Regions from separate parts of the Mus musculus genome. Here region 1 is linked to region 2. Evidence: chromatin loops called from intact Hi-C (ENCODE). Cell type or tissue: heart. All regions are shown on one strand. Each heading gives the region's core, and the rest is flanking DNA. Links, peaks and the distances in the headings are about the cores only. Region 1 has its middle 10 kb from the start of Mir3471-1. Region 2 has its middle 120 kb from the start of Gm46879.

Region 1 (15,400 bases), core at 3,492-11,491, 540 kb after region 2:
TATTGTCAAATACATAAACTCCAAATTATATATTAAGGCAAATTCCATGAATAGAATGTGTAGATTGCTAGACCAGTGAACCTCCTCCCATCAGAGTTTGCATTGCACTGACTTGTATTATAACCACCTGGCTGTGCCTATTTCATCTTTAAATGTCTGACCATATGATAAGGAAAGACTAAGCCCATTTAAGAATGGTTAAACAACTATACACATGCTCTTCAACCTACAATAGGGATATTATCTTGATCAACATTATAAGCTGAAAACATCCTAAGTTTAAGATGCATTTAATGCCCTGATAAACTCATGTAAAGTCAAATACCATGTTAAATTAGAGAGGTAGGACAAAGAATATATTTGTATAGACTCAAAGTATCTCTCCATAAAGCCCTTATGATCCAAGACAAAAGTGGTAACTTTATATCAGAAAAGACTAACAGACTTCACTTTTACTGAGTAAGCAAATTTCACAGAATCCATATGTAGTTAAAACACTAACTGAACCTCCAAACATAATGCATTTATGAGACCACAGCATCATATCTGATAGTCTTATGCAAATGTACTTTAATAAATTATGAGAAAATACCAGACAGATCAAAACTGAAAGACAATCTACAAAACAGCTGACCAATCCTCATCAATAATATCAGACTGAGATCAGAGAACATAAATACCAAGTAACTGACCCAAAATTGAGAAAAGTGAGGAAATTATATACAATTATCATGGTGTGTTTCTCTTCACCCCCCCACCTCCAACCCCCATAGTTCAGATGCTGGAAGCTTGGGTACCACTGTGGTAATTGAGAGGCAGGAAACCCCATAAGAAATGTGGCCTGCCACTCAATAGGAGGGAAATCATGCCTGGTACTAAGAGAGGGAAAATTAGCCTCTTCCAGGGACGCAGACCCTAATTGGTATGCAATACAAAGTGATCATCTCTGAAATCATGTACACCCAAGCCACACTAAACAGACTCAGTAGGTGGTATTTATATATTTATGAATGAGTGTGTGGGCATGTGTGTGTGTGTGTGTGTGTCTGTGTGTGTGTCTGTGTGAGTAACAATAACAATCAAAGGAAAGAGGCCATCAATTTGAGAAGGGATGAGCGGGCAGAGGAAGGGTTAGAGGGAGAAAGCATAGGAAGTATTGGAGGAAGAAAAGGGAAGGAGAGAAGTGATTTAATTATATTTAATTGTATGTAATTATATTTTATTTTTAATATTTAATAAATAAGTAATACTTGAAAGTGTGGTCTAAGGCACTGAGGCCTCATGAAGTGATTGATGCTGATCTAAAAAGAGTCAATTGATTCCCATGCCAGTGTATTTAAGCTCTGCCGCCCCTAAGTCTCTCTCCTCCTGTCCCACACTGTAATCACTTTCTAGAGTTCCTACTGATCACTGCCATCATCATGATGTGTCCAGAAGGCCCTCACCTTTAACTGACACACAGCCTATTAGACTTTCTACCTACTAACTAAACCTCTCTGATTCTAAAGTATCCAATGTCAGGCACAATTATAGTAATGCAAACAGGTAAACCATCATTTGGAATGCATGGTCCCAACATGGAAGCCACAGCATGACAAGGACATTAGTAGGACAGTTGTGAACTTGGACAAATATGCTATCTAAATAACAATGGCATGGTTTATTCCTGTTGGGAAATAGCAGGGACAGAACTAGAAACAGGTTTCTGCTGTCCCTTGAGAGTTCCTGCCACTACACAACACTGCCTCACAGTATCTAGAGCAAACCAGACCAGAGACCCATGGCCCCAAAAGAACAAAAATATTGATGGGACGGGAACACATAACAGACTTTCAATACCAGAAAATCACTATTCTACAGTGTCTTAGTCAGGGTTTCTATTCCTGCACAAACATCATGACCAAGAAGCAAATTGGGGAGGAAAGGGTTTATTCAGCTTACACTTCCATACTGCTGTTCATCACCAAGGAAGTCGGGACTGGAACTCAAGCAGGTCACAAAGAGCTGATGCAGACAGAGGTCATGGAGGGATGCTCTTTACTGGCTTGCCTCCCCTGGCTTGCTCAGCCTGCTCTCTTATAAAACCAAGACTACCAGCCCAGAGATGGTCCCACCCACAAGGGGCCTTTCCCCCTTGATCACTAATTGAGAAAATGCCTTACAGTTACATTGAGGCATTTCCTCAACTGAAGTTCCTTTCTCTGTGATAACTCCAGCTTGTGTCAAGTTGACACAAAACTAGCCAGTACATACAGTGTTCATAAAAATTGCTTTACCCAAAGATTTTTTTATTTTATTTATTTACACTTTATGTACGAGTGCTCTACATGTATGCCTGCATACCAGAAGAGGGCATCAGATCCTATTACAAATGGTTGTGAGTCAACATGTGGTTGTTTGGGAATTGAACTCCGGAAGAACAGCCAGTGCTCTTAACTGCTGAGCCATCTCTCCAGCCCATGCTCTCCCCAAAGTTAAAAAAAAAATGTCATGTTTAAAGTATATTAAATTATTTATATGGGAAGGAGAAATTAACATCTCATCTCCCCACCCTGGGTCTTTACTAATGATGACAATGCTTACCATTTGATGAGTAACTATTGTTACTGTTAGTGTTCTCAGTTGTTAGTTCACTCAATTGTTGAAACAACTCTATAGTATAGCTATATTATTATTATTCTAGAACTGCTAGTGAGATAACAGAGTTTAAGCAATTTGTCCACAAATCACACAGTTAAGGGATGAAATAACAACCCTTGGTCCAAGTTCTCTTTACTATCATTTTTATCTTTTTTGCCTTTCCTATAAATAGTCTCAGAGTCTACACTTTCTCTAGGACACTTCCTCCTACACTTCCTTGAAGTTATGGCTTCCTTTCAGATCTTTAGGAAATCTCATTTCAAATAGTTGAAAGTCAAATGTCAGCCACACTCTACAGTGTTCATTCCACTGAACAGACCACACCTGAAAGGGCTGAGGGGCTGAATAGGAGAAGATAAAAGCAAAGATCTAGTTTGTCCTTTCACGCGCTTACCGCCTTTCCAAAGATCTCCTTTACAACTTTATCTTAAGATGATGCATTGCCCTAAGAAGAGACTTTTTCAGCCCACAGGGATTTGATGGCATATGGATCCTTATTCTGTATCCTCAGGTCCCTCTCCTACCCTATCCAGAGCTGTAGCATATTGGGGATATGTTAAGTGAAAACCATATGATTTGTTTGCTCACAATTACTTGACCCTTATGATTTAAGTGTGAAATGTCTTCCATTGGCTCAAAGGCTTGACCGCTTGGTCTTGGGAAGGTCTGCTGTTTTGAGAGGTAGCAGAACTTTGAACAAGCATGATTGGCAGATGTGGGTCACAGTGGGTGAACCTCTGAGGATTATAGCCTGCCCAGCTTCTAACCGAAGCTCTCTCAGCTTCCTAGCCTCAACAACAACATAACAACTTGCCTTACAATTCTGTTGACATGGATAGGAGCCAGTCCATCTCACTGACTTCCCCACCCCTCCATCCTTGCTTCTATTTGGTGTTCTATCACAAGAAAGGTAACTAATATAGAACCATCCTAAGAGATTTCTCAAATGAGACATGGTTAGTTTGGTAAATCATTTAACTATGCATCTCCAATGAAATATTTTTTTCCTTTTTTTAATTTAATTTTATTTTTAATTCATTTTTTACACTCCATATTCCATTCCCTGCCCCTCCCCATCCACCCTCCGACTGTTCCACATCCCACATCTCTTCCCCACCCCACTCCATCTCCATGTGGATGTCCCCATCCCCCTCCTCACCTGACCTCTAAACTTCCTGGGGCCTCCAGTCTCTTGAGGGTTAAGTGCATCATCTCTGAATGAACACAGACCTGGAAGTCCTCTACTGTGTGTGCGTTAGGGGCCTCATATCAGCTGGTGTATGCTGTCTGTTTGTGGTCCAGTGTTAGAGAGATCTCGGGGTTCCAGATTAACCAAGACCGCTGGTCCTCCTACAGGGTCACCCTTCTCCTCAGTTCCTTTCAGCCTTCCCCAACTCAACAACAGGGGTCAGCTGCTTCTGTCCATTGGTTGGGTACAAATAACTGCATCTGACTCTTTCAGCTGCTTGTTGGGTCCCTCAAGGGCAGTCATGATAGATCCCCTTTTGTGAGTGCTCCATAGCCTCAGTAATAGTGTCAGGCCCTGGGACCTCCCCTTGAGCTGGATCCCACTTTGCTCCTGTTACTGGACCTTCTTCTCCCCAGACTCCTCTCCATTTCCATCCCTGTAATTCTTTCAGACAGGAACAATGATGGGTCAGAGGTATGACTGTGGGATGGCAACCTCATCCCTCACTTGATGTCCTGTCTGCCTGCTGGAGGTGGGTTCCACAAGTTCCCTCTCCCCACTGTCGGATACCTCATCAAAGGTCCCTCCCTATGAGTCCTGGGAGTCTCTCACCTCCCAGGTCTCTGGTGTATTATGGGGGTCCCCCCAGCCTATTTCCTGAGGTTGCCTGTTTACATTCTTTCTGCTGGCTTTTAGAGCTTCAGTCCTTTTCCCTCACCCAATATCAGATCAGTTTCCCCTCTACCCCACACTGCCCCCCCACTCCACCCACTTTTCCCTCCCAGGTCCCTCCCTCCCTCCCCACTTGTGGTTGCTTTCTTCTCTCTCCCAAGTAGGACTGGGGCGTCCTCACTTGCGCACTTCAGCTTGTTGAGCCTTTTAAGACCTGGCTATACCACTCTTGGGAATATACCCAAAACATGCCCCACCATGCCACAGGGGCACCTGTTCCACTATGTTCATAGCAGCCTTATTTGTGGTAGCCAGAAGCTAGAAACAACCTAGATGTCCCATGACAGAAGAATGGATACAGAAAATGTGGATACAGAAAATTCATTTACACAATGGAGTACTACCCAGCTATTAAGAACAAGGACATCCTGACTTTTGCAGTCAAATGGATGGAACTAGAAAATATCATCCTGAGTGAGGTAACTCAGACCCAAAAGGACATGCATGGTATGTACTCACTACTAAGTGGATATTAGCTGAGAGAGAGAGATATGAAATAATTATTTTTTAAAAATTTAAAAATTGAAGAGGGCCCAGCATGGTGGTGTACACTTTTAATCCTAGCTCTTGGAAGGTAGAGGCCAGCAGATCTATAAGTCCAAGACCAGTTTGGTCTGTATAGTAAGTTTCAGACAAGCCAAAGCTATACAGTGAGCACTGTCTCAAAACACAAACATAAGAAAAGCACCTTTAAAGAGGAAATATTTATTATGTTCATGCAAAATTTCATCAGTCCAGTCCTGTTGTGTGGCTTGGTTGTTTCTGGGCCTCTGGAGACAATGCATGGCAGAGGGCATGGTTAAAGACAGCAGTTCCTGTCACAGAACGGGATCATAAGGAGATCAAAAGAAAAAAAAGGAGGCTGAGAAAAAATAACCCCCCCTCACAGCTGAAGTTGGAGCTCTCATTATTAAAAAGTCCTCCTCTTAACATTGTTGGATTAGAAACCATGTCTTCAACACACAAGCCTTCTTGGCTATTACAGATATAACCCATATAACCCATAACCCACAATACCACATAACCACACACCACACAGACACTCTTAAAGCTGAATAGAAAGTCTTCACTGCTGGCCAGTGGCTGCACAGGAAACTTGCCTAAATCATGCAGCCCTGAGCTTTGTAGCCTTTTGTCTTGTATGCACAAATCTACATCCTGGTTGTTCTACTTCAGTTAGCAAGAAGCAGAACTACAGAAGCCAAAACCTAAAATGTAGGGACTTCCCCGGAACTATGCTCTGGTCTCTGATGAATAAGGTCTTCGTTGCTTTTGGCCAGTGCTGGGTCCTTCATACTGGATTAAGGTCAGAGCAGTGCCTCTGGCAGCACACCAGTTGTGCCACGGTCTGTGGCCTCTTACAACAGAACAGCTGAAGCCGGAAAGAAAGGGGTGATTTAGCTCACTGTCTTAGAGGCTAAAACTCCACACCAGTTTCAGCCTGCCTCATCGTGTGAAAGGCCCTGTGCAAGAGCACAAGCAGAAACAATAGGTTACATCATGAAGTGAGCCACAGAGAGTCGGGAGTGAAGCTTAGCCATTGGTGGCAACCCATCCGTACAAGAACTAATTCCATTCCCTTTCAAAAACATGACACCCTAGGACCTGTGTCCCTTCACTATGCTCTGCCTCTTTTTTTATTAGATATTTTCTTTATTTACATTTCAAATGTTATCCCCTTTACTGGTTTCCCCTCCAAAATTCCCCTATCCCATCCCCCTCCCCATGCCCACCAACCCACCCCCTCCTGCTTCCCTGTCCTGGCATTCCCCTACACTGGGGCATTGGGACTACATGACCACACTGAGGACCAGTCCTCAATACATGAACCCTGGAAAACTAAACCATATTCAAACCATGGTTCTGTCTACTATCCCTCTCACCTCAAAGACACTCACATCCAGGAATCGGTTCACAAAAGGCATAGCTCAGAGCATGAATCAAAAACTCATAGGAAAACCTTTCATCCTTTATCTCCCTAATCCTTACTCACGTTTTCTCTCATTCCTTACTGCTTCATCCACACTATTCATGTCGTAGACCATGTTCCTTCTAGAAAAAGTCTAATTTCATAATCCATCTTGAAGCTGGTAAATGACATAATCCCAACAGAACGTAAGTAAAACTGACTCAGCTTTGAGCTGAGTCCTCAGATCACAGACTTTCACCTGTCTCTGTTTTCAGGTTTCTGTCAATGTATCCCTTCTGTGGCTGCCTCACAAAACGTCCCCATGCTGAGGTGAGGGCTTCGGGGCCCTCACAGCACTGACCTCCTGCTCAAGGATGCTTAACAACACTGTTCACAAGCTATAATCATATAAAAACAAAAAATAGGACAGCGAACCATTCATATTTATGAATATACACAAACTGTGTCTCCAGACACTGAGGGGATGGGAAGCTGCTGCCAGGTTGGAAGGAGTAGCACGGTTTATCATAAGCCCATCTGAACATCTCCGTGTGCATCACAGGAGTATATTCTCAAGCTAAGAAACTGGGTCAGCAAGACAGCTTAGTGAGTAACGGGGCTTGCTGCCAATCCTGGTTATCCCAGGGACCCGCACTGTTGAAGGAGAAAACCAACTCACAAACGTAGTCCTCTAGTCCCCACACAGACACAGAGACAGAGAGGCAGATGGGTTAGATAAGCAAATGCAATAATAATAATTTTGTTTTAAATGTGATTGCCTCAGCTTCGAAATCTGTTTTGGCTTTTGTATCTACAGCTCTTTAAAAACCTATCCTTGCTTCCTCTTTATTTTCCATGGGCACCTCAATTTCCACTTCTTTACAAAAAGAACGTGTCCCTTCGTTCTGATTTTATAATAAACTTGATGCTGGCTTTAACTTCACTTGTCTAATATCCAATAAAACTACCCCAGTCAGCAGGGAAGATAGCTGTTTCCTGATGCTTTAAAACCCTCAGTTCCCATATCCCTGGCTTCTTCCACATCCTTCAGTGTAAGGCTGCCAGATCCTTCCTTCAGTGCCTACCCAAATGTAACAGAGTATCACCGCGCTCATGTCTGAATCGGTTTCCCAGATCCATCTTCAGGGCCAAGGACTTCACAGCCTTGTAACATGCAGTGAGAATGTAACCCACGATCCAGGCTGAAAATTCCTTCTTTAGCTAATCATGTCCCCAAAAAAGACAGCAAGCATTACTGTGTCTAAACCTAGGTATATTATACCCCATAGTTCATGTTACAATGATTTTTTTTTTTTAAATGTGGGTAGATTGAGACAGAGCTGGGAATCTCACCCTGCAGTGCCCCCTACTGGTCATTTTAAGAAGCGGCCAAGAAGAACTGACAGGAATTTTTAAAACAGTGCTGTGGAAAAATCCATATGCAAATGATGTTATTGCATTGTTTACACATATACATACATGTGCCTTTCAAATTGGGCATCATTTTTGAATCTGTCCTACCCTGGTTATTAGCATACAGAGAATGTCCTTAAGTCAGATAGGTGACAACCCAGTGTCAACAGAAGAAAGAGGCGCTTCAAACTCCAGGCTGGCATAGAAGAAGGGCCCCTCTACAAAGAAGCAGTGTATTTAAAGTCTTCTTAAGAACTCCTAGGTCCTCAGCTTCAGCATCAGCCACAGGTCTTGGTTCTTTGTAGCTGGCTGTTGGGCCCTGCCTAGTGGGCTTTAAGACCACCTAGGAACCAGCCTTTTGGGACTTCCCAAGCTCGCTTTACTACAAACACTGGATCTGCCAGGCCTAGGGTGTGAGGCAGATAGATGCCCTACGAGTATCCCAGTCTGGCAGGCATAGTTACTACACAGAAGAAAGGCCAAAGCCACACTTGCTCTGTAATGTGGCTGTTGCACCCAGCCCTCCTTGGCTCAAACAGACTTTTTTTTATTTCTGAATAACTTTTGGGGGGTAGAAACCAAATTTCTATACACACACATACATACACACACATGAATATATGTGTGTGTATATACATATATATGTATATGTATATGTATATGTATATGTATATGTATATGTACACACACACACACTTACTTTTGAGGGCCTATTTATGTTCTGAAAGTCATTCTTTCAGGAGTCTGACCTGCTGTTTGTTTGTTTATCTGATCTACTTCCTGACATGTTTTGTTTCCTATTGTAATGGTGCTTTTCCTGAGATGGACTAAACGATTTATTTTCTGTTTTGATGTAATGTGCTGAAGAAGAAACGGGGGAGACCTTGAATGTTAACAGGATCCATGGTGAGGGTGTTTGGGTTGTGTGTTAAATAGCCATTAGTTCTGGAAGACCAGGACAGGACTGTAATAAAGTGGAAAGGAACGTGGAAAAAAAAAAAAAAAAAAACTCCTAGGTCCTGACTCCAGCCTCCTCATCTCAGTAGAAATAACAGGGTGGGAATCATCTGCTCCCACGCAAAACAAAAACTTATTCTTTGCTGAAATCTTCCTCTTTGTTTTCACTTCCCTTATGAATTCCCCCTTTCAACAGGCAAACAACTGTAGGAGGGACCACTGTGGATCTAAGGGGTTAATACAACTGCCTTCAACCAACTGACTTTTGTCTATCGACCAGTGGGAAATACCTTTTATTAGGCCTGTAGGGACTAAAAATTAAGGTTTCTGCTAAGGACTTTGGACATATACACAAGGAGGCCCAGAGACTGCAGGGCTCCAGGTATCCTGAATGAGTCTGCCCACAGCCCTATTCCTGAAGGAATCTATCCTATCAGACCTATCCTCGTGAATCTAACCTGCCTGCAGTGAATCAGGATGTTCAGGAAAAATTCATCCTATCTCTATGTTTTGGCCACAGCCTAAAGCTGAGATGACAATGACAAAGTCATCCCTGCAGGACTTGCCAAGGTACATCCAAAGACACTGTTCTAACGGGAGCCTGCACTCACCTCTTGACAACCTAAACCAAAGGAGGAAGTCAGGGCACAGTTAGGATTTTGTTTGAAGAAAGCCAAGGGAGTCCCAAGAGTCCTTTTACCAAAGACAGGGGAAACTGAGGCTCCTGTGTCTAGGACAACTGGTGGTTCTTCAATGGGACATCAGAGAAAGTGTGTTGTTTGTTCCCTGAACACTGCAGATGGCCCCCTGGCCTATCCTCTAAGTATCAAAGATGAGATGCTGGCTGGAAAAGCCTCATAGCGACGGAATGAGGAGACTCAGAGAACAACTATTCTGTTCAGAGTTTGGCGAAGCAAAGACATTCACATATTTCTGACTGGGAAACTCTAAACCCTAAGGAAGAGAAAACATTGAGGTTTCTGAGACAGATGCCATGGACGGACAAGCTGATCCCAACACAGGACAGATTTCCCAGAGCCATAAACTAAGGGAAAAGACAAAGATGTACAGTTTCAGGGATGGCTGCCCACATCGAGGTGCTCCAGGTGGGAACTGTTCGAATGAGAGTCCCTAAGACCTCACTGAGCTCTCTCATTCCCTGATGAGAATAAGCACCAGGACCACAGAGCCAACCCACCCTGTCTTCCCCACAGAAGCCCAAGGTCAAAAAATGAAGACAAGAGATAAAGTCTTGAGCCCTGACATGCCCTCTGATGAACTCTTCTAGAAAACAGGACTTAGGAAGAGTAACAACAAATATTTAAGTCATGTTCTATAAAACACATTCCTATACTCTATTACTAAATTTAATCCCCATAATTACTCTCATTTCAAAAGTGGGAAAATGGAGGTTCAGTGCCCTACTCCAAAATCCAGAATCAAGTCAGTAACTTTGAATCTAAACTATTTGAGTGTAAGATACTGTTTTAGTTGTGTTTCTGTTGCTGTGATAAACACCACAGACAAAAGCATTGGAGAGAATCTGTAGATTGCTTTTGGCAAGATGGACATTTTTACAATGTTGATCCTGCCAATCCATGAGCATGGGAGATCTTTCCATCTTCTGAGATCTTCTTTAATTTCTTTCTTCAAGGACTTGAAGTTCTTATCATACAGATCTTTCACTTCCTTAGTTAGAGTCACGCCAAGGTATTTTATATTATTTGTGACTATTGAGAAGGGTGTTGTTTCTCTAATTTCTTTCTCAGCCTGTTTATTCTTTGTGTAGAGAAAGGCCATTGACTTGTTTGAGTTTATTTTATATCCAGCTACTTCACCGAAGCTGTTTATCAGGTTTAGGAGTTCTCTGGTGGAATTTTTAGGGTCACTTATATATACTATCATATCATCTGCAAAAAGTGATATTTTGACTTCCTCTTTTCCAATTTGTATCCCCTTGATCTCCTTTTGTTGTCGAATTGCTCTGGCTAATACTTCAAGTACTATGTTGAAAAGGTAGGGAGAAAGTGGGCAGCCTTGTCTAGTCCCTGATTTTAGTGGGATTGCTTCCAGCTTCTCTCCAGGTCACAGTCCATAGCTGGGAGAATTTAGGCAGGAATTGAGGCAGGAGCAGAGTCAGGAAGAGTTTGCTCTGCTCCTCCTGTCTTTCTCTGCTACCCTCTTAAACAGTTCAGGCACACCTACCCAGTGGGCCTCCAGTGGGCTAGGCCCTCCTACATCAATTTAAAAATAAGAAAATGTCTCACTAACATAACTATTTGCAATTTGATGGAAGCAACCTCAGTTGAGTTTCTCTCTCCCCACGTAACTTCAGTTTGTGTCAAGTTGACAAAAGCTTACCTTGCCAACTTGATACATCAAAATATCAAGGTTAAACCATAACCTTTCTTTTCTCACTATTCCTAAGATCTTATGTAAATATCAGAATATAAATTATAGTCCAACTTTGAAAAGGTCCGCAGTATTTTAAAACTTCCAACTATTTAAAAGCTTAAGTTCTCTTTAAAAATCCAACATCTCTTAACTGTGGGCTCCTGTAAAATCAAAAACAAGTTAAATATTTTCTTACTCCAAGAGGGAAGAACCAGTACACAGCAATAATCAGATGAAAGGAAACAAGACCTCAACAATATAAATAGTTCATTGTCGATATCTGGGAATACTAATACTCCTGATCTTCTGGGCTCCGGTGAACTTGGATGCCACATCTGCCACTGTCCTTGGTAGCCATCCCAATATCCTTGCATTTCCAGTATGTTGGTGTCTCCATGGAAACAGAGGCTGCACTTTCACCAATGGCCTCCTGGCCTCTTCTTAGGAACTCCAAGCCGTGGCACATGATGCCAGGCCTCAGCTTCTCTTCATGACCCCTTCAACCCTGCAGTGCCCGTGCTTCCAAAGTTAGTACCATATGGGAAACTCTTACACATTACCAGGTTTGTATGCCAGCTAGAGATGCAGCCGCTGGACCACAGCTTCTATGTGGTAACCTTGAGACAATATGGTTTTCCCTCATTGATGCTGTCTTATTACAGCTGATTTTCAGCCCCAGCTAACTAGCATCAATTGTCCCAGTAAAACAAAGCTTTCACTTTCACAGAGACTTAGTATAAAGTGTCAAACAAAATGCCCTGATTCTCTTTGCTTACTTCTGAAACTTCACAAGCCAGGCCTCCATGGTCTGCATGCATCTCAATACTTGCAGCTTCCAAACTCCCATAGATCAGTCTGTTATGTTTTGCATACTCCATGGACTTTTCAGCCCAACTTTTCAAATATTTCTACAGCTCTCAGAAAAAAAAGTGCATGGTCAGCTCTATCACACTGCTCTCCGATACCTACTTCTGACCTACCTTGATTTCTGCTGCTCTGATAAAGCATAATCAAAACCAACTTGGGGAGTAAGTGGTTTATTTAGCTTACAAGTTACCATTCATTATCCAGAAAAACCAAGGCAGGAACTCAAGGCAAGAATCTGAAAGCAGGAACTGAAGCAGAAACCATGAAGGAATGTTGAGTATTGGCTCACTTGCCCTGGCTTGCTCGGCTACCTTCATGTACAGCCTAGGCCCACCTCACCAGAGGTAACACTGCCCGTAATGGCTGGGCCTTCCTATGCCAATTATCAACTAAGAAAATGCCCCCACAGACACACTCACAGGGCAACTTCATGGAAGTAATTCCTCAAGTAAGATTCCCTCTACCTAGAGGGCTCTCATATCAAGTTGACAAAAACAACCTAACCAGCATGGGTACCAATTCCAGAAATCATTTGTAAAACTCACTGAGATGCTTATTCTTGGTTGTCAGTTTGACTACATCTATAATTAACCCAAGAGTCTGAGTATACCATCTGAGTATACCTGTGATGAATTTTTCTTGATTGAATCATTTGAGGTGGAAAGATACACCTTGAATCTGATCTGGGCCATGCCTAGTGGTACCTGGTGGCCATGGAAAAAGGAAGTGCTTGCTCTTCCATGATTGCCCTTGCTCTCACTGGGAGCTTCATCCCTTCACTGCCATTAGGGCCTCTTTTAGGGGGATTCCAATATATTCTGAAGACCAGCTGAGACATCCAGCTTTGTGGACTAAACAACTACTGGATTCTTGAATTTTCTGTTGGTAGACATCCATGTGTAGACTAGCTTAACAACCTGTAAACCTCTATAGTTAAGTCCTTTAGATAGATAGATAGATAGATAGATAGATAGATAGATAGATAGATAGATAGATAGATTCATTTTATTAGTTCCATTCCTCTAGAGAATCCTCATTAATAAACTCACCTTCTAGTTTAGTTTCTAAAAACGTCAATGTCTACATGGTGCAATGGACAGATATGTCCCCAAAATTCATAATGTTGAAATCCTAACCCAGGTATTAGAGAAAGCATACTTTGGGAAGGTATTAGGTCCCTTACAGTGAGATGTATGCCCATACAAAAACAACTTTCAGAGATGCTTTTCCCCTTCAGCTGTGTGAGGATACCATAAGAGGAAGCCACCTAACATACAGAAAGTGGGTTTTCCATAAACCCTAATCTATTGTTGCCTCAATTGTAGAGGTTCTCAAAACTGTAAGAGAATAAATTTCTGTTCTTTATACACTCTCTGTTCATGGTGCATGCCCAAATGGCCTAAGATATGAAGAATCTAGTACTATTTCATGACTAATAAGCCATACTTGTAACCTGCTAGCTACCCACCAGAAGCCTAGCCCACCAACTGATAAGTGACCCTTTGAGTTATTTTTTAATTCCATTATGTCTATGGGTGTTTTGTCTGCATGTATGTCTGGGCATGTGTGTGCTTTGTACCTGCAGAAACCAGAAGAGGGCATCCAGTCTCTTGGAACTGAAGTTATAGACAGTTGTGGGTCACCATATGAGTGCAAGAATTTAATCTAGGTCCTCTGAAAGAGTAGCCAGTGCTCTTAACCACTGAGTCATATCTCTAGCTCTTAAAGATCCTTTAAGAATAACCTAAAATACTAAAGTTTCCTGTGCCTTGTAAAATCCTGAAACACCCTTCTTGAGATTTGACCATCAACCATGTAACAACACAAGATGCTCTTGCCTTTTCAAGCTCTGACTGCCAATGCTTTTCCCGGCCAGGTGGCCGTCCATTCCCAACGACTGAACCCCACAGTGTGCACCTCTCCTCAACCCATGGGAAGCAGTGGTCAGTCCTCAGTCGGAGTGTGCACATGTCAAGAAGCCCCAGCACACATTGTTTCCAGATCATTCCTATTGGAAATTCAGATATTATATATGATGTTTAATTGTTACTGTAAAATACAGTTCTCCATGTTTCTCAAACTGCTTGTCAGATTTCATTAAGTCAGATTATTAGTCAGTCCCCCTTTTCTCTCATCAAAAAAAAAAAAAAAAAAAGTAAGGGGAGAAACAAAAGTAAGAGCATCCCAATGCAGCAGTCTAGGGAAAGAAATTTCAGAAGTCAAAGATGAAGAAGGAAGTTTTTCTAATGTAGTTGCCCTTGAATGAGGGTGGCATGGCCTGGAGTTCTGGATTGAATAAAAACCAAAAAGAAAGTTGAGCACCGGAATCTATCTTTCTACCTACCTACCTACCTACCTATTTATCTCATGTTTTCTCCCCCCTCTATCCCACCTAACTCACTCTCTCTGTCTCTGTCTCTCTGTCTCTGTCTCTCTGTCTCTCTGTCTCTCTCTGTCTCTGTCTGTCTCTGTCTCTCTCTCTCTCTCTCTCTCTCTCTCTTGTGTGTGTTTGTGTGTGTGTGTGTGTTTTCTAAGTGTGTATAATACAGTTTGACCAGCTGCTCCACCATGCTGGACTGCATCCTTAAACTATGAGCCAACATAAGCTTTTCCTTCCTCAAGCTCCTCTTTCTTGTTCTTTTGTCACAGTAATAAGAAAGTAGTTGGTAAAAGATTCTACTATGATGCTGTTACTGAGGGAAGCTAAATGAGAGGTGCTGAGGACCTGTCTGGATTATTTTTGCAATTCCCTAAGAATTTATAGTTTCAAAGTAATTGTAGTGGATTTTGTCTGTTCACTTTCTTGCTTGTTTGATTACTTAAGAAATTTGAGGGTCGATGGGTCACTGTAATTTTTTACTCAGGAAAATGGGAGTCTGGTTCTGGGAACACTGTGCGGGGAAGAAATGTAAATTATCCTGGTCCTTTAGTATCCCAAAAACCAAGCCTCCTCCTTGGCAGCTTCTTCCAGCAGCTCTAAGACACCTACACCGCAGGACACATAAAAGGACTGGACACCAAGCCCTGCAAGGGCTGTAAGGACTGCGAGCACTGGAAGCTCAGGAAGGGCTCCCAGAATCCTCTCAGGAGCCCACTTGAAGCTTCCTCATAAATCATAGATGTTTCTCCAGTCTCCATGTGTCTCACCTTGGCTTCTTAGTTTATTTCCAGGCTAGAGGTGGTCAGACTCTTGAAACTAAACTGAGGTGTCATTTGACAAGACTTAACACATCACCCCTCAGTATCTCTGAAACATCAAGTTGAGAATGTGCAAATCAGAGACTAAGGGAAGTTACAAT
Region 2 (15,400 bases), core at 3,882-11,881:
CCAGCCCATCCAGCTTTGTTGAATTAAAATTTGTTGGATTTAAAAAAAAAAGTTTAATCCTATGGAGACAAATTTGTGTTGTCTATTTGCTCTTGGATGCTTGGCCTTCACTGGAGGGTGGTCAATTCACCAAGAGCAGCGCCTTAAAGAAAACTGATGATATACGTCCCAGGAGGTATCAAGGACTTGTCCCCACCTTCCTAACCACTGTGGAATTTTGTCTGACTTGAACTTGGTCTTCTGCACAGTATCCCAAATGCTGTGAGTTCACATGGGCAACTAGCTAGCTAGCTATATCCAGACATCTTTTTCTCCCGGATACTAGCATGCATTACATTGATTCCTTTCTTTTGCCAACTCTAGGCCAAACCTCACTTGGATATTCTAGATGATTCTTACAAAGTGCTCTTGGGATTGATTTGAGAGTGTTTTCCCATCTTTTCTTTCTACCTTCTCTTCGACAGTGATTCCTGAGTGCTGTGAGTTGTGTGTGCAAATGTGGGAAATAGATGTCTCCTTTAAAGCTGAACACTCTGCAGTCTCTGTTAATCTCCATCTACTGCAAGAGGAAGCTTCTCTGATGAGGTTGACACATGCACTAACCTATGGTCCTAATGATGATTAATTTTAATCAGTTTAATACTATATCCATTTAATGTAATAATAGTAGGTTCTCTCCTAGGACTTGTCTAGCCATAAGTAAGTCAATCAAAGATCTCAACATGGATGCCACTGTTTTTTGAGGTTGTTTGTGTGTTTGTTTGTTGTTTTTTAGTTTTTATTTGGAAAGTGAGAATTTTAACAACATAATTAGAAGATGCTCTATACCCACCAAATCCCTAAAACAAAAAATTTGGTTATAACAGTATATGGAGAGAGTGAAGATGTCAAGCTTTGTTAACAAATCCTTAGTTAACAAGCTAGAGGTATAAATCAAACCAATCATATGCAGTTCTTAGGACCCAGAAATTCTATTCCAAGGAGTGTGTGTGTGTGTGTGTGTGTGTGTGTGTACATATGTGTGTGTGCATGTCTTGTGATCAAATATCCATATACAAATTCAAATATGTGCCAGAAGTGTATCATGTGTAATTGTTTGACAAATACAATTTTGTAATAGCATCTGTATCTACATCATTATCTGAAAATGCATATTCTAATTTATTGCAACATGATTTTGAGTAGTGAACAAACGGACATGAAAACTGCTGGCGTTGAATGAAAAATCAATGGCTGTACAAGCAGTGGTTTACTTAGCAGTCTGCTGCAGTGCATGTATGTGTGCTCCGAAAGCATACTTCCCATGTGTTACACCATCTATATTCATGACAGTTCAACACAGAGTACAATTCATCTATTAAACATAAAGACTGATGGTTCTGGGATCAGTTTTCATTACCAGAGTCAATGGGTCGCCTATGGACATGTTCCATTTCTTGGGCATGAGAAGCACAACATTGCACAGTGTAAAAAACGGCCCACAGGAAACTCATCTCGAATAAAATGCCAATAACACTGTTAATGACCAGGACGTTAGCATAAGTAAAGATGACTAGCAGTATGGCAACAGAACTAGGAAAGTGTTTTTGAGATCAATGTAAAAGTTGGACGCCACTTTTCTTTCCAGCCTAATTACTATGACTAGAACTTTTAGGACAATCCCAAGAAATGGCATAGAAAATAAGCCTCCTGAATTTAGAGAGAAAGCTTCTAGCTTTGTTCCTACTGAATATGATGTTATCTGTAAAATACCCCTAAATACCCTTTGTCATGTTTGGAATTTCCTTTATATCCTTAGGTTATGGCATTATGGTATGGTATTGGGCTGTAAGTGATTTTCTTCACTTGAATTAATTGTTTTCTCTGATAACAGCATCTTCAGTCCCTTGCTTGTTGACAAGTCTCACTTGTCCATGTTGGATAATCCTTACAGCATCTTGATGGACTCGATTTTCTAGTGTTTTTCCAAGTGAAGGTTTTCAAATTTAGTTTCATCTACTTTTAAAAGAAAATTAGTTATAAATGAGGCATTGTGAATTTGTATTTCAGTAAGGTTATTAAGTACTCAATGGAATGAAAGCTAATTAGTGGAGCAAAATTAACACTAAGGAGGTTCTCAACAGGGTGTTCCTGCTCCCTGTAGTTCTGACTGGTTCTCCTCAGTATGCTTACAGATAAAGAAGACATGCTTGTCACACTTTCAATTGAGACACCTGAGAGACATTTAATGTTTGATGGAACAAAATAAAAATTCTAACATATTGATGTTACATCCTTCTAACTCCAGCAGTTGGGAGGTAGGGTCAACTTCAAGGTCAGCCTCAATCACATGGTGAGTTTCAGGCTAGTCTATGCAACATGAGACCTCTTCTCAGAAAGAAAAAGGAAAGTTCTGACAGCCTATGATAACCAGGCCATGCTAACAAGATACATTTGCAACCTGGGATTGATAAAAATGTTTATGGAAGGAGGGGGTCACAGGGGTGGTGAAGAGAGCTGGGATGGGCTCACTACAAACCATCCATCAAGCATGTGGAGGCTTCAGAGAAGAACTGTAGGCTAGAACTGTACTGACTCCATAGTGTCCTCGGCAAACATGTGCACATATGTGTAGGGTGTGAGGCTTGCTTAGTGCTGCTCTTGGCTCTGCAGACCAGTCAACATCTGGAACATTTATTGCTTGCAGCTCTGGGTGCCAATTTTTAAGTGACATACTGGAGCTCGTCCAGAGAGAGTGACCAGGACAAAGAAAGGGCTCAAAATCATGTCAGGCCAGGAAATGTTGAAGGAACCAGGGCTGTTTAGCCTGGAGGAGAGGAGATTAAGTGGAGGGATTTTATAGTTTTTTTTTTAAATCATGTTAAAGTAAAAATTAAAATGTCTGCATGCTTCTAGAGTAGAGAAAACACCCTGGAGGTGGAAATTAAACAAAGGGAGAGGTCAGCTCTCTGTTAGAGAAATGATATTTGTAACCCTGGTGGATAAAAGCGATATTGGGTGCCTAAAATGATGATTTTTTAGCATCTTAGCTCCCCATTTCTGGGACTAAATTCCCATACCTCCATGGTTACCGTGGGAACACACTGGAGGATGCACCTGACACTAATCAGGCTAATAAGTCTTCTCCTGGGATGTGGGGATGTGGGGATGAGGAAGAGCCGAGCTGCCTGTGGTGGAGTGCTCAGAGACAGAACTAGGGAAGAATTTCTATTTATTTATTTATTTATTTGTTTATTTATTTATTTATTTATTTATTTATTTATCTATTTATTTATTGCCATGAGCAGAAGAAATATAAAACAAAAGACAAAGGAGAAGAAAATGAACAGGAGGGGTAAAGAAGGAGGCAAGAGGAGAGAGGAGGGGAGGAGAGGGGAGGGGAGAGGAGAAGAGAAGAGAGGGGAGAGGGGTCAGAGGAGGCAGAATGGAGAGCTGAGTGTGTGATTCCTAAAGTCCAGATAATCCAATAATTTGGTGTTCTCCTACTCTTTCACATTTTTTGATTGTATCAAATATCACAATATCAATTCAAAGGCTACTATCCACAGCTTTAACTAGTGCTACAGATTTTTAAATTTTTTAACAATTAATTAATTTAGTGTGAGAATTGGTTCTTTGCTCCTACCATGTGGCCTCTGGACATAGAATTCAGATGGCAAGTGTTTTTACCTTCTGAACCTTGTCACTCACCCTACAGTCAAGTTTTGTCTCACTCGATTAAAAAACAAAACAAAACAAAACAAAACAAAACAAAACAAAACAAAACAAAACAAAACACCCTCAATAGCAGCTCTCCTTGAAGGTTATGAAGTCATCATATCTAGAGATGTTGCAGAGAGGCAGGGCTTCCATCTCCTACCAAGAATTCTGTGAAATGAATGGGAGTAAAACTAAAATTAGATTTACCATGAGCAGATAATTTTTGAAGTTAAATGTGTTATCACAATTGGCACGTGGTAACCAATATCCAAGAAAAACAGGTTAAATGAAGAAATGGTAGATTTCAGCTCATGGGTTCAGAAGCTTTAGCCTGTCATATCAGGCAAAGTATGGCAGAGCTACCAGAAAATACAGAGAGAGAGAGGAAGAGAGGGAGAGAGGGAGAGAGAGAGAGAGAGGGAGAGAGGGAGAGAGAGAGAGAGAGGGAGGGAGGAAGGGAGGGAGGGAGAGAGGGTGGGAGAGAGGGAGGGAGGGAGGGGAGACAGACAGACACAGACAGACAGACAGACAGACAGACAGACAGACAGACAGAGAAACAGAGACAAAGAGAGACCATCCTCCTGCTTTTCCTATCCTGCTTCAATCCTACTTCTCTGCCACCCATACGCAAGGTCCTCTCTACCTGGCTAATCTTGTCTGAAAGCATCCTCAAATACACACCTAGGGTTGAGCTTTTCCAGTTTCCTTGGCTTGGCACTTCTCAATCCAATCAATTGGCAATCAAGATTAAATATCACACTGTGTGAAGGACCTATTAACTTGTTTCCCCTGTTTTAAAATATACTTTCTGCATTAAACATTTTCACCAAAGGAAAAAGGTAGGAAAAGGATTTTAGTACATAAAGAAGTTAGAGTAAATCAGCAGCTCTCACAAAACTGGTAGACTTAGGAAATAAGACTCAAAGGTCATGGCCCTGGAAATTTTGACTCTGCTCATAGTAGAGTGAAGCTTGGAATTCGACACCTGTTCAAAGTCCTCTGGATGATGGGTTAGATGACAGAAGACAAATCTTAAAGATGGGTGGGATCAAGAGAACCAAAGGTTGAAACTGAACAATGCCTCTAAACTGTGAGAACTCACAAGGTTGGTTAAGTAGCAACAGAAAGAAATGGAGGCAGTCTCACATTCTTATTCTCACAGATTTTTAGAAATTACCAAACTTTTCCTACCAAAAAGTGATTTTAAAAAAAAGTTACATGTGCATCTAGACTGCTCGGCTCATATACATATACATATAAAATGGTTGAGACAATGATAACTGTATTATAAGCAAGGGTTTGCTACTGCTCTGTTCTTTACTTGCATTATACTAGTGAGGACGCTGTTACTGCAGACCTTTAGGAAGACTGCAGATGGTGACTAATTTGGGGTTATCAAGAGCAAGGGTGGAGTACTTCCCACTCCCACCACATGTCTGCTTGGGTATTACGTTCAGAGCTTAAGTCAGAGTGTCTGCCCTGGAGGGCCACCCTGGCTGCATTCTAAAGAATCAACAGATTGGTAAAAGAATCCTGATAAAACAAAGTCAACTGTTTCAACTAGAAGTGTTTTTCCACAGTTTTTATTTGCTTTTATTTGTTTGTTTCCATTTAGCACTCAATTTGCTAACAAAATAACATCTAATATTAACATAAAGAAGCAACAGCAAGTCAACCAAGGATGATGAAATAGCTCTGAGAGTCACTAGAGAATGCACAGAGAGAATGAGGAAGATGAACCCCAAGAGGGCAGGTTTCTCCCTGCCTGGCTCACTGTCCTTTCCTTGAGGGATTTCAGTAAGCCCGTGTTCAGTGGGAGATCTTTGAGACAACTAGGGCTCAAAGTGTAAATTTACATCTAGGAATTCCTTCAAAGATACAACCCTTGAAATTTTATAAAAATTATTTCAAGCAGAAAAATTAAAGTTCACAAAAGAAGACACTATGTCCTGTGGACTAAATAGCTACTTCTAATTCTGTGGAGAGGGATTTTCAAGTGTGAGGACGTGAAGATAATCACAGTGGGCAGAAAAAGCACTCACACTGCTCTGGCCCCTTCTGCTCTCTGTTCATGCCCTGGCCTCTCCCAGAATCTTTCAACTCTTGTTTTGAAAGAGCAATTTGTGAGGCTATGCCAGTGCCTGTCAAATACAGAAGTGGATGCTCACAGTCATCTATTGGATGGAACACAGGGCCCCCAATGGAGAAGCTAGAGAAAGTACCCAAGGAGCTGAAGGGGTCTGCAGCCCTATAGGAGGAACAACAATATGAACTAACCAGTACCCCCAGAGCTCATGTCTCTAGCTGCATATGTAGCAGAAGATGGCCTAGTTGGCCATCAACGGGAGGAGAGGCTCTTGATCTTGTAAAGATTCTATGCCCCAGTATAGGGGAAGGAAGATTGAGTGGGTGGTTTGGGGAGCAGGGGGTGGGGGGAGGGTATAGGGGAATTTCAGAGAGGAAACTAGGAAAGGGAATAGCATTTGAAATGTAAATATAGAAAATATCAAACAATAAAAAAGAAAGAGCAATTTGCCTCTCTTTTCCCTCCTTGCTTGGCCTTCCTCTTCCCCTTCTCTCTTCTCTTTTGATAGCTATTTTTCCCCTAACAAAATCATTTCCTTCCTTCCTTTCTTTTTTCCTTCCTTCCTTCCTTCCTTCCTTCCTTCCTTCCTTCCTTCCTTCCTTCCTTCTTTCCTCTCTCTCTCTCTCTCTCTCTCTCTCTCTCTCTCTCTCTCTCTCTCTCTCTCTCTCTCTTTCTTTCCTATTCCTTCTTTAGCCCAACCTTTTCATTTGAGATAATTATGAGACTAAAGAATTAATTAACTAATTAATTAATTAGGTTACTAGTCTTTAGGAACTTCATGATATGCACCAAAACATATTTTTACTCTCATGATATTTTTTGCTAATGTATACTTTGCAAAACTCAAGTGCACATGCCTCTCATATCAAGCTTTAAAAATTGTGTATGCACATATCTAATTAATTGACATGAGGTCAAGACAAAAGATATTTCAGTTTTCCTGGAGCCTTTGTCTTATCCTTCCTCTCCAAAGGCAATTACTGTTCTATTGTCCAGAAATTTTTTTACTATTCTGACAAAATTTTGATAAATTTTAAACTTTCTTGTGATTAAGAATCCTATAACTATTATTCATTATCTAACTCTTTTTTATCAAGATTATGTTTCATAGATTTGTTGAGAGTCATCTATGCTGCTATGTGTATTAGCTACTATTTTATCTAATGAAGTTTTATGTCCTTAAGTGAAATAATTTTTTCCTTCAATAATTATTGACCAAGTTAGGTTGTCTCCTACAAATGCTTGGTTGAAGGAGGCCCATCTACCCACATCTTCCATCTGATAGTTTCATATGGAAAGGTCAACACTACTTCCTGAGGAAAATGAAGTTCCTATTTGAGAGTTGTATTTCCATCTCTCGGTATCAGTAGGGGATTGTGGATGGAGATGGTGGGGTTGTACATGAAGTTGAAGGTGGTGTAAATTGCTAAAGGTGGGGGTTCCAGATAGAGCTGGTGAGCTTGTCACATGAGGTTCCTTGGAGTGCGTTCTCACAGATTGTCTCTGTTGTTGTACTTATTCCGTTCTTTAATTGGATAACTCTATAACTAAGTCACTGAGCACCAGTAAATCTTTTAGGGATTCATTGATCTTACTACCCAATTCCTGTTCATTTTTTCCCACCACTAGAGGTCAGGGTTCAGTTATTACTATAGAGTACTGAATAAGTGTAAGGGCGCAATGAGGAGACCTCTGAGGATGAATTGAGTTGTGAGTGAAATCAAGAGCAAGTATGAAAATCATGATCTACTCTACTCAGGCAAAGAGGTTGCCACCAGAAGACATTAAAAACTCACCTCCAACAGCAGTACTGATTTTAATCAAGACACTTAATTATCTTAATTGACATAGCCATTGTGTCTAACACAGAATAGACACTCTGGTTTCTCTTTCTTTCTTCCTTCCTTCCTTTCTTTCTTTCTTTCTTTCTTTCTTTCTTTCTTTCTTTCTTTCTTTCTTTCTCTCTCTCTATCTCTCTCTCTCTCTCTCTATCTCTCTCTCTTTCTCTCTCTCCCTCCCTCCCTCTCTCTCTTCCTTCCTTCCTTCCTTCCGCTCGCTTTCTCTCTCTCTTCCTTCCTCTCTCTCTCTCTCTCTCTCTCTCTTTTCCTCTCTTTTCTTTTTTCTCCTTTGGAGTTACAAGTGTTTATTTTTTTTTTAATTATGTTGACTTCGGGAACAGAACTTAGATCCTTTGGTGGTGGGAGAGATAGTGAAATTTCTTAACCACTTAGCCATCTCTCCAACCGATTTATTTCTTTTAAGTAGAAGAATGATTCAGAAAGTTGTAGGCATCCTCAGTTAGAATTTCTAGAATTTCTTGGATGCCAGGCTTAACATAATAGTAACAACAATAATCTGACTCAAGAAGCTAAGGGAGATATTTTAAACATCTCCAAGATTTTCCCAACAACTACCGGTGTTTAGTAGGTAAGTATCACTATTTTATAGACCACACTTGAGAACTCTGGTGTTACTTCTTAAAACTCCACTTTTTTGCTTCCTAACTCTTTATTCTACTGTTGGAATTTTTCCAGACCAGCAAAGGCAAACTGCAAAGCAGATTACAGAAAAGCAAGGTTTAGACATAATATAGACCAGTTGGTTTCAGAGACGTTTAAGCTGCTAAGCACTGGGTTGTGTTAAATCTAGCTTAGAAGTTCTGTTTATTAATTAATTAGAAGTAGGTTTTCTCTGGGCAAGTTAGGATAGAGAGCCATGGCTCTTGCCACTCAGATCCCAGGATCTCTACTGACTGCTAAGGGTATGCTTGTAAAATCCCACAGCTTCAGTAACATTGTGGGGGAAATCTCATTATCTTAAACCCCACATATATTGCACTAGAAAAATGAGAGACATCCAGTATTTGCTCAACTCGTGTTGTCCATTAGCAAAGGTGTTGGAAGGAAATGCAGTTGCAGTCCAGTTATTTTATGTGAATTTTAGAGTTTCTTCCTCAAAACTTACACTTCTTACACACACACACACACACACACACACACACACACACACACACACAGAGTGCATGCACACAATGACTGCAGCTAAAACTACCTAAGTCAATTTAATGGGGCCAGATGCTTGCATTGGTAAAGCAGTAACCCTACCATACCTGGATTTAATGGGTTAAATTGTATCCTAATAAATTTTGGAAGTATACTCAAGAAGGAGATTTGATCTCTTCAAGGAAGAGAACAGTTGTCTATCACGTGTGAATTAGAATCTGTTGCTGTGGTCACCACATGTTTATCTCACATGCTGGAGAGCCATGTGAAAGTGTCCTCAATAAACAAAGAGAGGCCCATTTCTGCAGGATGAGAAGGTAAATACCATTCATGGTGCTGGTGGGAGAAGGCAGTGCCCCAGTACTGCAAAGGAAAGTAAGTGGAGGCTCTGGGGAGGAGAGTGAGAACTGGAATCTCATACATAGTCATCAGAGTGAGTTGTCCATTGGCCTCTGAGGGACGGAAAGCAAGGAGAACTTTGGAACAGCTTCTGGTCCCATCTGTCCTGTCATCTTTTAGGTCTGCACATTTAGTCCAGGCATTTGAAAGGCTTTAACTGAAATGAACGACAGTGTTCTCAAGTTCAGGAGAAACTGGGACATTTTCTACCAGATAAGGATTAATAATTGAAAAGTTTATTTTTACCTACATGCTTGAATTTTCACGTGTTGTTCATATGACATTTTAAGTTAAGGCTTTTCTTTTAATAGCTGTGTCTTAAATTTTAAAATATTCTTAAAGTACCAAAGGCATAAGGATTTGCTGTTATTTTTCTATGGTTTTAGTAAATATAGAGTATATTTTTTTCAGTGTATTTGGGCAACAATAGAGCAATTTGTGGAAATGTATACTAATTTCAGTTCTTGGGTCTGGGAAAGACTAACTCTTTGCACAACTAAACAGTGGGATCAGTCATCTAATATTTATCCATTTCATGGATAAAATGTGAGAGCACTTGAGGGTTGGGTACTCCTATGGTCACATGCCTTTGGATAAGTGTAGCTTTTGAGTTTTTAACTCACCAAGTGGGATATGTCGATATGTGCTTGGCATGACTAATGACCAGATCATATCACACATGTCCATTATATAAGTTGAAACAGAGAGAAGATGTGAGGAGTTGTATATTCCTTAAGGTTATGTGTCTTTGTGAAATTATAGCTTTAAAGTTATTGAGTCATTTAAGTGGGTCTGCTGTTATGCACATGGCATGGAGGATGGAGTTGTTTTTTTTTTTTTTTTTTTTTTTTTTTTTTTTTTTTTTTTGCTATACAGTGGAGATACTAGCTACAAGTGTTCAAATCCCAACATTTTGTTGGGAATGAGAGTCAGGAAATAGTTGAGTTAAGATAACATTTTCCCCTGTTAAAGGGATAGGAGGTTCTGAGTTTTCTCTTTGACTGCCAGCCGCTATATTGAAAAACTAGAAACCAAACACCAGAGAACTGGTCAATGTCTACTAAGCCTCTTAACTCTGAAGAGCTTGGCCTAACGCACAATTTTGAGCATTCCATCCTTCAGAATTCTAATAGTCAAGGACAATATAAGATGTTTTCTTTTGTAGGTTCAAATTTAAGGTCACCAGAAGGTCAAAACAGAAAACCAAGGATTTATCCTTAAGGACAGAGGGGCAAATAAAACCCATCATCTGCCTGCAGATTTCAATAGAAACATCCCCTTCCTAGCATCCTCTCGAAATCGTGTCTGTAAAATGTCCTGTGACTGGATGGAGCCATGCTGGTACGGAATAGGACTGTCCAATGAATTTGTAATGCTGAAATACTTGTTTCTATTGCTTTAACAATTGAGCATCAAATCCATACCACTAGTTGACTTCTGACCTTTGGATTTATTGACATTCCAAATCGAACCCCAAGTCTGACATCACCAGTAGACACGAAGAAAGGTTTAATCTGCAATGCTTTTGTCTTTTGATGCTTTCAAGCATGGAAACAGGAGACTAGGGACATGAAAAAAGATATGAACCAAATTCAGACTTATGTACTGGTTAAGGGTATGAGCTATATTGCAAAGGCTGAGGTCACACCCATTTTCAAGATGCTTCAGGGTGTTACAAGCATGATTTTATGCTTGGGAATCTCTCATTGAGACCAACTGATGCACCTTGAGCTTCAGCTTACCTAGCCAAACAGAAATACAAAATTGCCCCAGTGATGACAAACAACTACTTAAATAGCCAGGAATGGGGATGGGAAGGGTCTCTGCCTCTCTTCTAACAAAGAAGGGAGAAGCCTGCAACAGTCTTCAGCTCTAGTGTGGTACAGCATGAGATTTCTTCCAGGACAAAGATACAGCAACACTGGGCTCTAAAATAGTTAGCATATTATATGATGGCCAGAATCACTCGCTAGCCAGCATGTAAAATAACATATGCTCAGGTTAACACATCCAGGTTTGCTCCATGGTCATATTTACAGACAGAATTACCCTTAGGATGCAGACAGAGTTATCATGTTAGTGATCATAATTCCTATGTGCAACTTGTATCTAAACAGGATCACTCTTTAAGGGGAAAAACATCCTATTGAGTACCTAATATGTGTTATGTATTCTTACAGACATGAATAATACAATAATATACAAAAATCCCATTGCATTTATAGTCTAGTATAGTCTAGTAGAATAAGTCAATATTAATTCAATAAACATATCTATGTATAATTGAAACCATGAGTGAGAAGAAATCTTATTAATCTGTGATTTATTTTTCAAAATGATCTTTCTCATTGTGTCTCTTCCACACCCATATCTTCCCCTTGGTCCTTTGTTTCTTCCTTGCCTCATGAGGTTGTTGTTGTTGTTGTTTTCTCTACTGCCTCTTCCCTAGACTCTTTCTCTTCAGAGAATGGCAAGACTTCTCTCACTGAACACCATCAGTCGAAGCCTTTTGTCTCCTGTGATCATGAGGTCGAGTTCTCCATTCATTCTAACAGACTACACAGCAGCACCTTAACAGACAAATTTAAAATGTTGCTTTGCCCCATCGTAGGACAGAGACTCAGAGGTCGAGGAGGACAGACATTATTGGGCTCATTTTGTGACAGCCTCAGAGTTAGTCATTGGTACCAAATTCCAAAAGTATTGGGCCAGAGCTCCAACCCAGCTGGAGCACATGAAGGGTTGGCAAGAGTCCCCCTGCTTCTCCAGGGAAGCAAAGATACATGGATCAGTTTTAGAGACAGAGTTGTCTCCCAAACAGTAATCAGATTCCTGTCTCACATCCCACAGTCCCACAGGTGTAAACCACATGAACAAATATGTGCTTGGGGTGAGGGTAGGGGTGGCGGAGAGGTGATGACAGCTCTGAATTCATAATGCATCATCTCAGGTGGCAGCTGTGCATCTGTTACATATTTTGAAACCTCCCTCCCGTACCGGCACAGCTATTTTCAGCAGATAATATCTAGGACTGACTAAGGGCAAGTCATATGTTACCCAATGGCCTGAAATGGCTCAAGGAGATGGATAAGGGGAAGGTGTTGGGGTTGTAACTTGTATTTTACATCCTGACTTTCAAAACCTTTGAGATGGCAGCTTTGATTCAGTCTTAGAAACTGGTCTTAATTAATGGGAACCAGTTCTCTATGTGGAATTCTTCGACAGGCTCTTTGGGTCCCTGCTTCCCCAAAACTCCTTCCCAACCATAGGGATTTGAACAGTTGCAGCCCTTGGGGCTCCTACAAAGTACTTCCAGCCCATATGTGACTAAAAGTGATAATCCCAACACGTTCTGCAGGAAGAAAAATTGTGATGGGAACAGCCAGTGAAGCATTTGCTGAGTTTTAGTAGGAGGTGTGAAAAATATGTAACTCTACTCAGGGTCATCCCTGCTGGCCTCGCTGCTAGCCTCAGCATGTGTGAAGGGACGGGGTGGAAGCAGCACTGAGCTCACATCCATCTTTCTGTGGCCCCATTAATCTCTCCTCTTCCTGAAAACCAACTTATCTTGCAATTGGTTTAAAATCTCCCAGGGCTGCAAATAGGGCAATGGGTGGCTGCTACACTGATGAGTGTCTGCACTAATTAGAAAAAGATGCTCCTGCTGGGGGGAACGTTTGCAGAAAGACGCCCCCCTCTGGGCAGACCTACTAGTGAAGACAAGATATGCCTTCATCTCAGCAGAAATAGGTCCATACCAGGACTCTCACTCAGCAGAGAGAGACAGAGACAGAGACAGAGACAGAGACAGAGACAGAGACAGAGACAGAGACAGACAGACAGAGAGAGACAGACAGAGACAAAGAGAGAATGCTGTATTTCTGGTCCCCATTACTTCAGTCAGACCAGTGTCCATGGTGGCAAGGCAATGCTGTGGCTCCCCAAATTGGAATGACCAATTTCCAAAATGGAATGTACATTCTTTCAGCCAAGTTCTCTCACAACTGATACCTACATCCTTAACCTCTCTGCACTTAACAAACACCATACACTCAGAAATCCCTCAGAGATCAGATGGGCATCAAAATGGAACAGAAAGCAAACAGCAGTGGTGTCAGCTGCAATGTCACATTCCATTAGGTCATTGCTGACTCCGCTTTCTTCCTCTTTTTCTCTCTCTTTTTCTTTCTTTGTTTCTCTCTTTCTTTCCTCCTTTCTTGTGTGTGTGTGTGTGTGTGTGTGTGTGTGTGTGTGTGTGTATGTATGTGTTTATCCCACCATCCCATCTTACAGTTTCTTCTTTTCTTCAATGAGACTGTTAGGAATTTAATTCGAAGGTTCACTCAGTTACTGTGATTTCTGTGGTATATAATTAGGATTTTTTTCTTTAAATACTTAAAGTGACTCTGTAATAAGAGACAGATATGAGGAGAAGCCTTCAAAATGAAGGCTTTAAATTGTTAGTGACTATGTTAACAGACAGAATATTTTAAAATATATGAGGGCATTAATGTAGTTCATAGATGACAACCACTCTTCAATTTTGGATTTGGTACATGCAATGCTGTGTTGCATGAGCCTTCACTTAACACCATTTCTTTCTTTTAGAGAATATTATTCATTTTAGAATCTTGGAATTTACAGTTGCTTCTTCTGCAGCCATCTATATAAAAACAAAGAAATTCAAGCCAGTAGTCAGAGAATAACTTATTTATTGTTGTCTAACTTCAGGGGGCTTATTGTAGTAATAACTTGGTTAGCTGAAATGGTTTACAAATCCATTAAAGACAATAGAGAGCAGAACATATTGAGGTCCCTGCAGCCCTGTCAAAGGTACCTTGAGAAAACACAAGGCCCACAGGCAAAAGACATCCATTTGTCCTGATTTCCAGACCTATTCTGGACAGGGTTGCTACTGACTAGATACAGTTACTAAAATTTCTGTTCATTAACCCTAAATATCATAAAATTCTGTCTTTTGCTCACAGTAGCTACATTAAGAATCTACAGAAATCTGAGAATGGGAGACTAGGAGGAAAACATTTGTTCTTGCTTTTTTTTTGGTTGGGAAAGGTAGCTGGGTAATGAAAGAATAGGTTTCTGGAGTTAAGTTCCAGCTCTGATATTTGTTCTGGATAACTTTGATTTATTTAAGTGATACCTTCTGAACCTCCATTTGCCCACCTATTAAATGAAGCTACTGTACCTACATCACTAGTGAGGATTATAAATGACATGATGGGTAAGTCACCTTTGCAAACTGACACACCACAGAGAGGGACAGTGCTAATGGAGAAAGAACACAGGTTTCTCCAAGAGAACTTACTCCAGCTGTCATTTCAGCTTCCACACGAGGAATATATGTCTGACAGTGCAACTCTGATAATAAAATTTCCCAGCATCTCCTTTGGATGCACACCTCTCTACCATCCTGTAACAAGCACCATCCGTTCTTCCATCATACCTTGCTTCCCCAATACCGGGTCATTACCCTACATCTCCCCCTCCCCCTTTCTTTTTCAGAAAGAATCTGAAACTAAATGACTTGTCAAGTGTGTAATCTCACAATTAACTAGAAGTTGTAATTAGACTGAAATGTAGTATTATCTTACCTGTGGGAGGGAAACTATGACCACAGAGCCAGTCAGTAGCTAGTGAGCAGATACCAGGAATAATGTGGGTAGGAGCAAAGCATCCCACTTGGGGACCACCTCTGATCACATCTTTTCTCTTTCTCTGATTTCTTTCAGACAAGACACTGGGTAAAATCCCCCTTGCTGTTAGAAGGCCAAAGCAGCCATCCCTTTAGAGACCCACACACCTGCACTTGGTCTGTTTCTTTCTGACACACCAACCGCTTTGGAACATCTGGATAAATGGCTTAAACTCAGCATCTTTTCCTGTTTGGGGGCTCAGTCTCCCATGGACCATAGTGTCAAGTGTTTTTGCTTAATTCCACCCCCCTCACTGCTGTCTCTTCCATTAGTGCTGTCATTTTCTTAGTTGTAGGGTCAGTAACCAGTCTGGACAATAGGCCTGCTACAAGACAGTCTTTGCCTTGGATATAAATGACTCATAAATCATACCTTTATAACAGTAATCACATTCCCTGGTGTCTAGCAGGTGTGTTGCCTAACAGTTTGTGATCTGTCTGGCTAGTGAGGCATCTGTCAAGTGCATATTTTTGGACCTCTTGTATTGAGTGTACCACTGC

Evidence for each region. A loop is a pair of places that touch in the nucleus more often than their neighbours do. Peaks named below come from ENCODE experiments on the same cell type or tissue, not always from the same donor. Only the 100,000 strongest peaks of a DNase experiment are listed, where the experiment ranks them.
Region 1: a loop joins it to region 2, with 15 times the contacts of the local background. A loop is called at or near these places in 19 of 42 quality-filtered maps.

Annotation. Positions count from the first base shown.
Region 1 is chr4:10,827,869-10,843,268 of GRCm38, forward strand. No RefSeq gene overlaps it. Among named protein-coding and RNA genes, the nearest start is that of Mir3471-1, 10 kb to the right of the region's middle. In heart, for the core only: a CTCF peak has its summit at 7,849 (motif pointing left); no DNase peak of the experiment used is centred there.
Region 2 is chr4:10,283,116-10,298,515 of GRCm38, forward strand. No RefSeq gene overlaps it. Among named protein-coding and RNA genes, the nearest start is that of Gm46879, 120 kb to the right of the region's middle. In heart, for the core only: a CTCF peak has its summit at 7,402 (motif pointing right); no DNase peak of the experiment used is centred there.